2 separate regions of the Homo sapiens genome follow, and region 1 is linked to region 2. Evidence: chromatin contacts called from ENCODE Hi-C or POLR2A ChIA-PET data. All regions are on one chromosome and are shown on one strand. Each heading gives the region's core, a stretch centred on a gene start or an enhancer-like site at or near the end of the contact. The rest is flanking DNA. Distances are from core to core; before and after follow the strand shown.

Region 1 (4,034 bases), core at 1,336-3,835, 40 kb before region 2:
TCTATTAAGGTGAAGGCAAAAAGCAAAAATCTTAATACATACAAGGAGGGAAAAGGAGAATAATTATACAACCCTCCCCCAAAAAACTGCAAGGAGCTTCTACAGTTGAGTATTGAATTTAGGATTTCTGATAGCCCAAGCCAAATGGAGTCAAGGGTTCCCTTTATCTATTTAAATGAAGTATACCAGATAGCCAGGTGCAAAGAGCAGTTCCTGCCATCTAAGAAATTTTCACTCCATTTGAGGAGATAGCACACAAAATAAATAATAGAGTAAACTGGCATGATATTGTTGACTAAGGACGGTAGACAATACATGATTGAAAAACATACTGAGCATTAAACTAGCTAGCTTTTAGGTCTTACACTGAAACCCCTGCATCATGCAGACCAAGATGGTTCTACTGACAATTGACTACTAGAGGAAAAAATTAAGCATTTGTTAAGAAACTAGATTAAAAAAAAAAAAACACCACTTCTCCCCTTTTGTTGCTGTTAAAAATGTAAACTGGACATTTGCTGTAGTGAGCCAATGCCAAATCCACATGGGACACTTTGTGGGTGATTGAGAGATGGGCAAACACTTGGGGGAGGCAAAGGAAGTAATTCCCATCCATTGAAACAAAATGAGACCTGAACCTCACTCCACAAACTCCACTGTGGTCTCCGTCCTCCTTTAAGAGGTCCTTGATGTTTATTTTTATTAATACTCTGTATAACTTTGAGGCTCAGAGACCAAACTCATATCTCCCATCTCAGCTCTGTCTGTATATTCAATGGCATAAAATTTAATTTCTCTGAACCTTACTGTTTCAGCTTCCATCCCAGTGCCTGACTTAAAGAGGAATCTAGGAAATGTTGAACCTGAGGCTGTTGGGCAGCCTAAAAATGGTGGGATAGTGTGAAGCGTGCTGTAGGCCTCTATGCACTGAACACAGTTGGCACAGTCCTCTACCTCAGTCCTGTCTGCAGGAAGAGGTACCAGCAATAGGACACGTTAGGTGGGGAAGGAATGACAAAGGATGATGGATAGCAGAATGACCTAAAAGACATAAATATATAAACATAACTAAATTTTAAAAGGCTATTAGAAAGGTTGTGAACAAAATTTCTCCATGTCTACTGAGACTAGTGAAATTTTCTGGATTAAATGCAATAGCAACTAGACCTCTTATACATGCTGGTGAGACTGTAAAATTGTCATAACTTCTTTCAAAAACTATCTGGCAATATCTATCAAAGTTGAGCACATGCCTACACCATGGTCCAGCAATTCTATTCCTAGTTATAAATGCATACATATTCCACCAAAAGGATTGTACTAGAATGTTCCTAGCAGCACTATTCATAATCACTATTCATTATTACTATTCATAATCAATAGCTAAAAGACATTTAAAAATGTTGACATCATGATGTGTCTTGCTACAACAAATATATATTGAGTGAGCATTAACTTTCGTTTTGCTTCAAGTTTTCTAAAATTACAATTTTTAAAAACGTCAATAGTCAATGGTACTATATGTCTGTTTAATATTAAGGTGAAGGCAAAAGGCAAAAATCAAAATAAATACAAGGAGGGAAAAAGAATAATTACACCCGCCTCCCACCCTCCCCCCCAAAAAAAACTACATTGCAAGTGGCTTCTAGAGTTGAGTATTGAATTGAGGATTTCTGATAGCCTAATGAATAGTAAATTATTCATTTAGGAATGGCAGCTACCTAAATACTCATCAATAGAATAGTAGTAAATCGTGGTATATTAATATAATAAAATACTACATAGTAATGATAGTGAACTGTCTACAATACACAATAAGGATGATTCTCACAAAGGTAATGTTGACTAAAAGAAGCCAGGCACAAAATGATACATATTATGTGGTTCCATTCACATCAAGTACAAAAGTAGACAAAATTTATCTATGATGTCAGGAGTTGTAAGAGTGGTTTCCTTGGGATAAGTGATAAAGGGAGATTTAAGAAGTTTCTGGAGGGGTGGAAATTATTTATCTCTTGATCTGGGTGCTAGTTACATAGGTGTGTTCAGTTTGTGAAAATTAATTAAGCTGCATATTTATGTGTACTTTTCTATGTATATTATACTTTAACAAAACGTTTCAATTTATTTACAAAAATAAAGAAAATGCAGTAGCAGAGTTCTCAACTAAATATAAGGAGGACGTTTAAGCAATCAGAAGCTTTAAACACTAAAGGAAGACTGAGGGTTCTCTTCCTTGGAAGGAGAAAATCTGTACGAAGTTCTAGGGTGCATGCCGCTATAGAAACAACTAAAAATAAACAATCTAAAATATTTCTTGCTTTAAAGATATCAGTGCCAGACTTCTTAAGATTAAGGCTAACCTGTTTTTACTTTGCAGATTTTTTACTACTCAACCAGCATTTTTCAGACGGCTGGTATCAGCAAACCTGTTTATGCAACCATTGGAGTTGGCGCTGTAAACATGGTTTTCACTGCTGTCTCTGTAAGTCAATGCCCTAGATAAATACTCTGCTTGTTCCTTAGTCCAGAAATTGCAGGAGGGGTGGGGAACTTCGGCTCTAAAAGCAATCAATGACTTATTGTACACATGCTCTAAGTGTGTAAACCCAAGTGAGTCATGAGAAGAGTCCTGTTTGAATAAGCCAACCACTGCATTGAGATTAGGCATAACTGAGGTGAATCGCTGATTCTCTGCACTGCTGGGATGCCATTTAGTCACTCATTTGTGAATTTTTAACTCACTTGGGGACACAGAGAACTTCCTCCTTGTGCAGATTCCTAGGTTCCTTCTTTTCTCTGTACATAAACCCCTTGGGAGTAGCTGACAGCTTGTCATTTCTATTGATATTGGATGGTCTACTTAGATTCCTCTTTTTACATAGTTCAAATTCTTTTTTTTACCATGTGCCTTGGGGGAAACATATAAAAATAAATAAACAAGGCCCTCTCTAACAGACATTTAAGCCTTTAAGCAAAGTTAAACAGACTCAGCAAATGGTATTAAGCCATTGAGCAGAGCTTCCAAGTAGTTCACAAGGTTGTGGCTTCCGGTGATGCATGAGAGTATGTGTGAGATTATGAGGGAAGTGACATAGTAACTAGAAATGTTATTGTTTTCTTCCAACAAAAAAAAAAGTCATATACTCTTCTTAAAACCAAATAACTTTATATAAGAAGTGATGGTTCTTATATATTAAGGATATATAAGAAGTGATGGTTCTTATATATTAAGGATATATAAGAAGTGATGGTTCTTATATATTAAGGATATATAAGAACCTGACAACAAGAATATCTAACATAATAATCTAAGAAGTAAACAAACAACAATAAAGACAAAAACTCCCCAACTAATGTAATTCACTGTAGAATGAGAGTCATTGAGCTTATTTTTATCTTTGTTCAACAAGATAAAAACAGCAAAAAGTTTATTCTTTTCAATTTTAGTCACAATACTATACTCAATATAATTTAGTCACTTGTTTTTTATTCTCTGCACATGAACTCTTAACTATTACCTTAGGGTGATCAATAAATTACAGCCTGGCTACCCAGATCAAAAGGCAGGTTTGTCCAGACCACATTAAACAGTGCTGGACCTTGGAAAGAGCAGGAAAAACAGATAATAACGAAACACCAATGGTTCTGTAGACATACCTTTAGAGATAAGGCCTGTTTAAACCAAAAGGCCACTCTAAATCAATCAAGACCTGTTTCTGAAGTGCAATCCAAGGGACTATTCACCCTTTTGTCTCCTGGAATATTTTTTACAAATTCTTCAACATATTTTTTATGATAGATTATTATTAAAACATTTTGTGTATAATAGGATTTTCTATGTAAAGCATCAAATTGTCAAGATTGGGTAGCCTAAATTCTGAAAAAATCTAAAGAGGAAACTTCTGTAAAGTTTCATTTTTGCACCCTGCTCCCAACCCCACTGATGTGGGAGGAGTTGTTTAAGACAGTGTCCTAATTATTTTGAATGTACCTTTTTAGAGTCCATCCTTTGATTCTGTTTAAGTTTTTGA
Region 2 (3,504 bases), core at 188-2,687:
ATGGTAACCCCACTCTTCAACCCTCATTTTTTTCTACCTGGCTTTCTTACCTTTTCTGACCTCCGATACTGTCTTCTCTTGGGTTATCATTTGGCCTTCTTATCCTCTGGTTCTATGTTAGGCCCAAGTAACAATGTTAGAGCCTGAAATTCCTTCCTTCATTAATGAATGTACACAATGGAATAACATTAGGAATATAATTTCTCTCCTAAATATTTTTATTGTTTGCTTAATATAGGTGCTCAGAGTTAAAACTTAGGGGGAAAAAAGATAGCAAGAGAGAAAATTTAAATCGGTCAATCTCCAAATCTAGAAATATATCTCTGCCATCAATTTTAGTATTTTCTCTATGCAAATCTTTTCTTCTATTAAAAAGCATTATGTCAACAATATGGTGTATTTTTTTTCCTATAATAACACTGGGGGCCTCTTTCTATGCCACTAAATATTGTTCTCGAGCACCATTTTTAATAGCTCCATAGTAATTCATTGTATGGATATATTAGAATGTCTTTAACCAACTTTGTATTGTTGGTTAGGCTGCTTCTAATTTTTAGCTTTTACAAACATATTTTGTAACATATACGAAATATTCTTAAAGCAAATCTTTGATCATTCTTTTCATGTTTTTACCTAGAAGAATATATAGATCAAATGACATTCAAGAATTTAAGGGTTTTGACAGACTCAAATTGAAAGGAAATTTTACTTCAAATTGATAACTTTTTTTTTTGGTAGGTGGGGCTGCTAAGCCATGAACATCCTTTATCCAGGTTGGTTTCTCACTATGGTGGCCTCTCATTGCTTATCTGTGAAATGAACAACCAGAGTAAGGCTGGCAGTTGGTGGTAATTAGTCAGTACTTTTACCACTACTATAAACTACTTCTGAATAATCTTGAAATTCAATTCCACTGACCTTTAGTAAATTCCACATCATATTAAACACAATCCAAAGACTATAAACATAAACTGCCTACCTTGGAGGTGTTTATAATTTAGTGTACACACATTATTATGTAATACAAAATGTTATCAGTTTGGTAAGAAAATTTAAAAGTGCTGTAGAAAGAGGAATATTTCTGAGTAAGGTGTTTGGGGAAATTGTCATGAGGGAAATGATATTTAATTCAGGCTTCAATGATGGGCAAGGTCAGATTTTGAACTGGCAATAGGCAGAAGGGCATTGGGAGTATGGAGACACACAAAGCAGAATAGTCAGTGGCAAGAAAGTGTATGACATTTATTTGAAAAAAAAAGGACAGCAGTCAATGTTTCTCCTGAGTAGGGTTAATGCAAGGCAACAATAATAGATACACTGGGAAAAGAAGATTGGTATCAAACTGTAAATTCTTTGCTGAGGAGTGGAAACTATTTGGAGGGGAATAGGGAGCTGATGAAGGGGACAGAAATGCTGCACGAAGGTTACTCTGTGAGCAGTGTGGATCACAGTGGCATCTGGTGTTGGGAATTATCACAGTAGCTCTTTTGTGAGAAGAAAATAAGGGCCTGGAAATGAGAAAGGTCGAAGAGAAGGAAACTGACAGCCAGAAAACGTATAGCTGAACCTCTTCAAATTGTGTAAAATATAATAATGCAAGCAAGAGTAAAATTGGCAAATTTAAAAAGCTTGATTTATAGTCTATGTTCCTCCCACCCAAATTTTTCCTAAATTAATATGCAACTGTCAGCACAGATTGTTTGCTGTTAATTTAACTACATTTGAAAAGCTTTAGCACCACCTGGTGATGAAAACTCAGATCGACTCCAACAACCCTAAATTCCATCTTTTTTTCTGCCAAGTTTTTATTTTGAAAACATTTCAAACATACATAAAATTTTAAAGAATACTGTAATAACACCCTTACACCTTCATCATATTTACCAATTGTTATGTTTTGCCACATTTGCTTTAGTTCTTCCTCTATGTGTTGAACCATCTGAAAGTAAACTACAGACACTAAAACAATTCAAAAACTGTCAGCATAAACTTCCTGAAAGGATACCCTCTGCATAATGACAATACCATCTCCTTACCTGAAAAATTAATAATTTTACACCATCATCTAATATGCAATCTATATTCAAATCTTCCAAGTTTTCATCAAAAAAAATGTTTTTAAGTTTGCATTTTTAAGGCCAGAATGTAATCAAGACTTACGCTTTGCATTTGGTTGACATGTTTCAGGGGTCTCTTTTAATCTAGAGCAATTCTCACTTTTTATTTTGGCCTTCCATGGAGGCCTTTGCTGACTATCTTATCCAAGATCCACCCTACCCCCATTGGGGTAGGGTGCTTTTCTGTCTTTGCTTTTCTGCCCCCATTTTACTTAACATTTATTGACACTTAGCATTTAGCGGCTTTCCCTCTTCCTTTTTTTTTTTTCTTGCCTGTCTCTTCCCACTGAAGTATCAGCTCCATGAGAAGAAGGATTTTGTTTGTTTTGTTCACTGCCCACTGCTCCATCCTCAGTATCCAGAACAGTGCCTGGTATACAAAAAGTGCTCAATAAATACTATCTGTTGAAGGAAAGCATTGACCTCTGGGAGTTTGATTATTAAATGTCTTGAGGTAATATTATTTGGGTTAAATCTGCTTGTTATTCTATAACCTTCTTGTACTTGAATATTGATATCTTTCTCTAGGTCTGGAAAGTTCTGTTATTATCTCTTCAAATAAACTTTGTATCCTGGACTCTCACTCTAATTCTTTTTTAAGGCCAATTACTCTTAGATCTGCCCTTTAGGGGCTATTTTCTAGATCTTGTGGGCATTTTTCCTTTTTTTTTTTTTTGAGATGGCATCTTACTCTGTCGCCTAGGCTGGAGTGCAATGCGGCGATTTCGGCCTACTACAACCTCCACCCCCCCGGTTTCAAGCAATTCTCCTGCCTCAGCCTCCAAAGTAGCTGGGATTATAGGTGCCTGCCACTGCACCTGGCTAATTTTTGTATTTTTAGTAGGGACGGGGTTTCACCATCTTGGCCAGGCTGGTCTTGAACTCCTGACCTCGTGATCCACCCACCTCAGCCTCCCAAAGTCCTGGGATTACAGGAATGAGCCACCGCGCCCGGCCAAGCAGGCATGTTTCATTCCATTTTATTCTTTTTTGTCTCCTCTGCCTGTATATTTTTAAGCAGCCTGTCTTCATGGTCACTAATTATTTCTTCCACTTAATCCACTTTGCTGTTGAGAGAATCTGAAGCTTTCTTCCATTTATCAATTGTATTTTTTAGCTTTGGGATTTTTACATGATTTTTAACAATTATTTCAATCTTTTTGTTACATTTATCTGACGGGATTCTAAATTTCTTCTCTGTGTTATCTTGAATTTCATTGTCTTTTAAAACACCTATTTTGAAATCTCTGAGAGATTACATGTCTCTGTCTCTCTGGGATTTGCCCTTAGTCTCTTATTTAGTCCATTTGGTGTGGTCATGCTTCCTGGATGTTTCTGATGCTTGTGGATGTTTGCTGGTGTCTGGGTATTGAAGAGTTAGGTATTT

Evidence for each region. Hi-C counts contacts between places; a loop is a spot of excess contacts on that map. ChIA-PET counts read pairs that join two places held with the same protein, here RNA polymerase II (POLR2A).
Region 1: a loop to region 2 is called in a map of HepG2, with 4 times the contacts of the local background. The contact joins two enhancer-like sites. A Hi-C loop is called at or near these places in 5 of 168 maps with a recorded cell type or tissue (Caco-2, Calu3, GM12878 and 2 more) and 1 of 37 single-sample maps with no recorded cell type. POLR2A ChIA-PET finds 5 or more read pairs at or near these places in 2 of 52 experiments (HepG2 and activated CD4-positive, alpha-beta T cell).

What each region holds. Positions count from the first base shown.
Region 1 is chr3:171,001,027-171,005,060 of GRCh38, reverse strand. It overlaps SLC2A2 (solute carrier family 2 member 2), which reads left to right. Exons shown (of 11, transcript NM_000340.2): 8 at 2,381-2,485. Among named protein-coding and RNA genes, the nearest start is that of SLC2A2, 24 kb to the left of the region's middle. Within about 2 kb of position 2,585, at least 2 of the 41 ENCODE cell types and tissues checked have a DNase peak (open chromatin) inside an H3K27ac peak, as active enhancers do.
Region 2 is chr3:170,959,969-170,963,472 of GRCh38, reverse strand. No RefSeq gene overlaps it. Among named protein-coding and RNA genes, the nearest start is that of EIF5A2, 53 kb to the right of the region's middle. Within about 2 kb of position 1,437, at least 2 of the 41 ENCODE cell types and tissues checked have a DNase peak (open chromatin) inside an H3K27ac peak, as active enhancers do.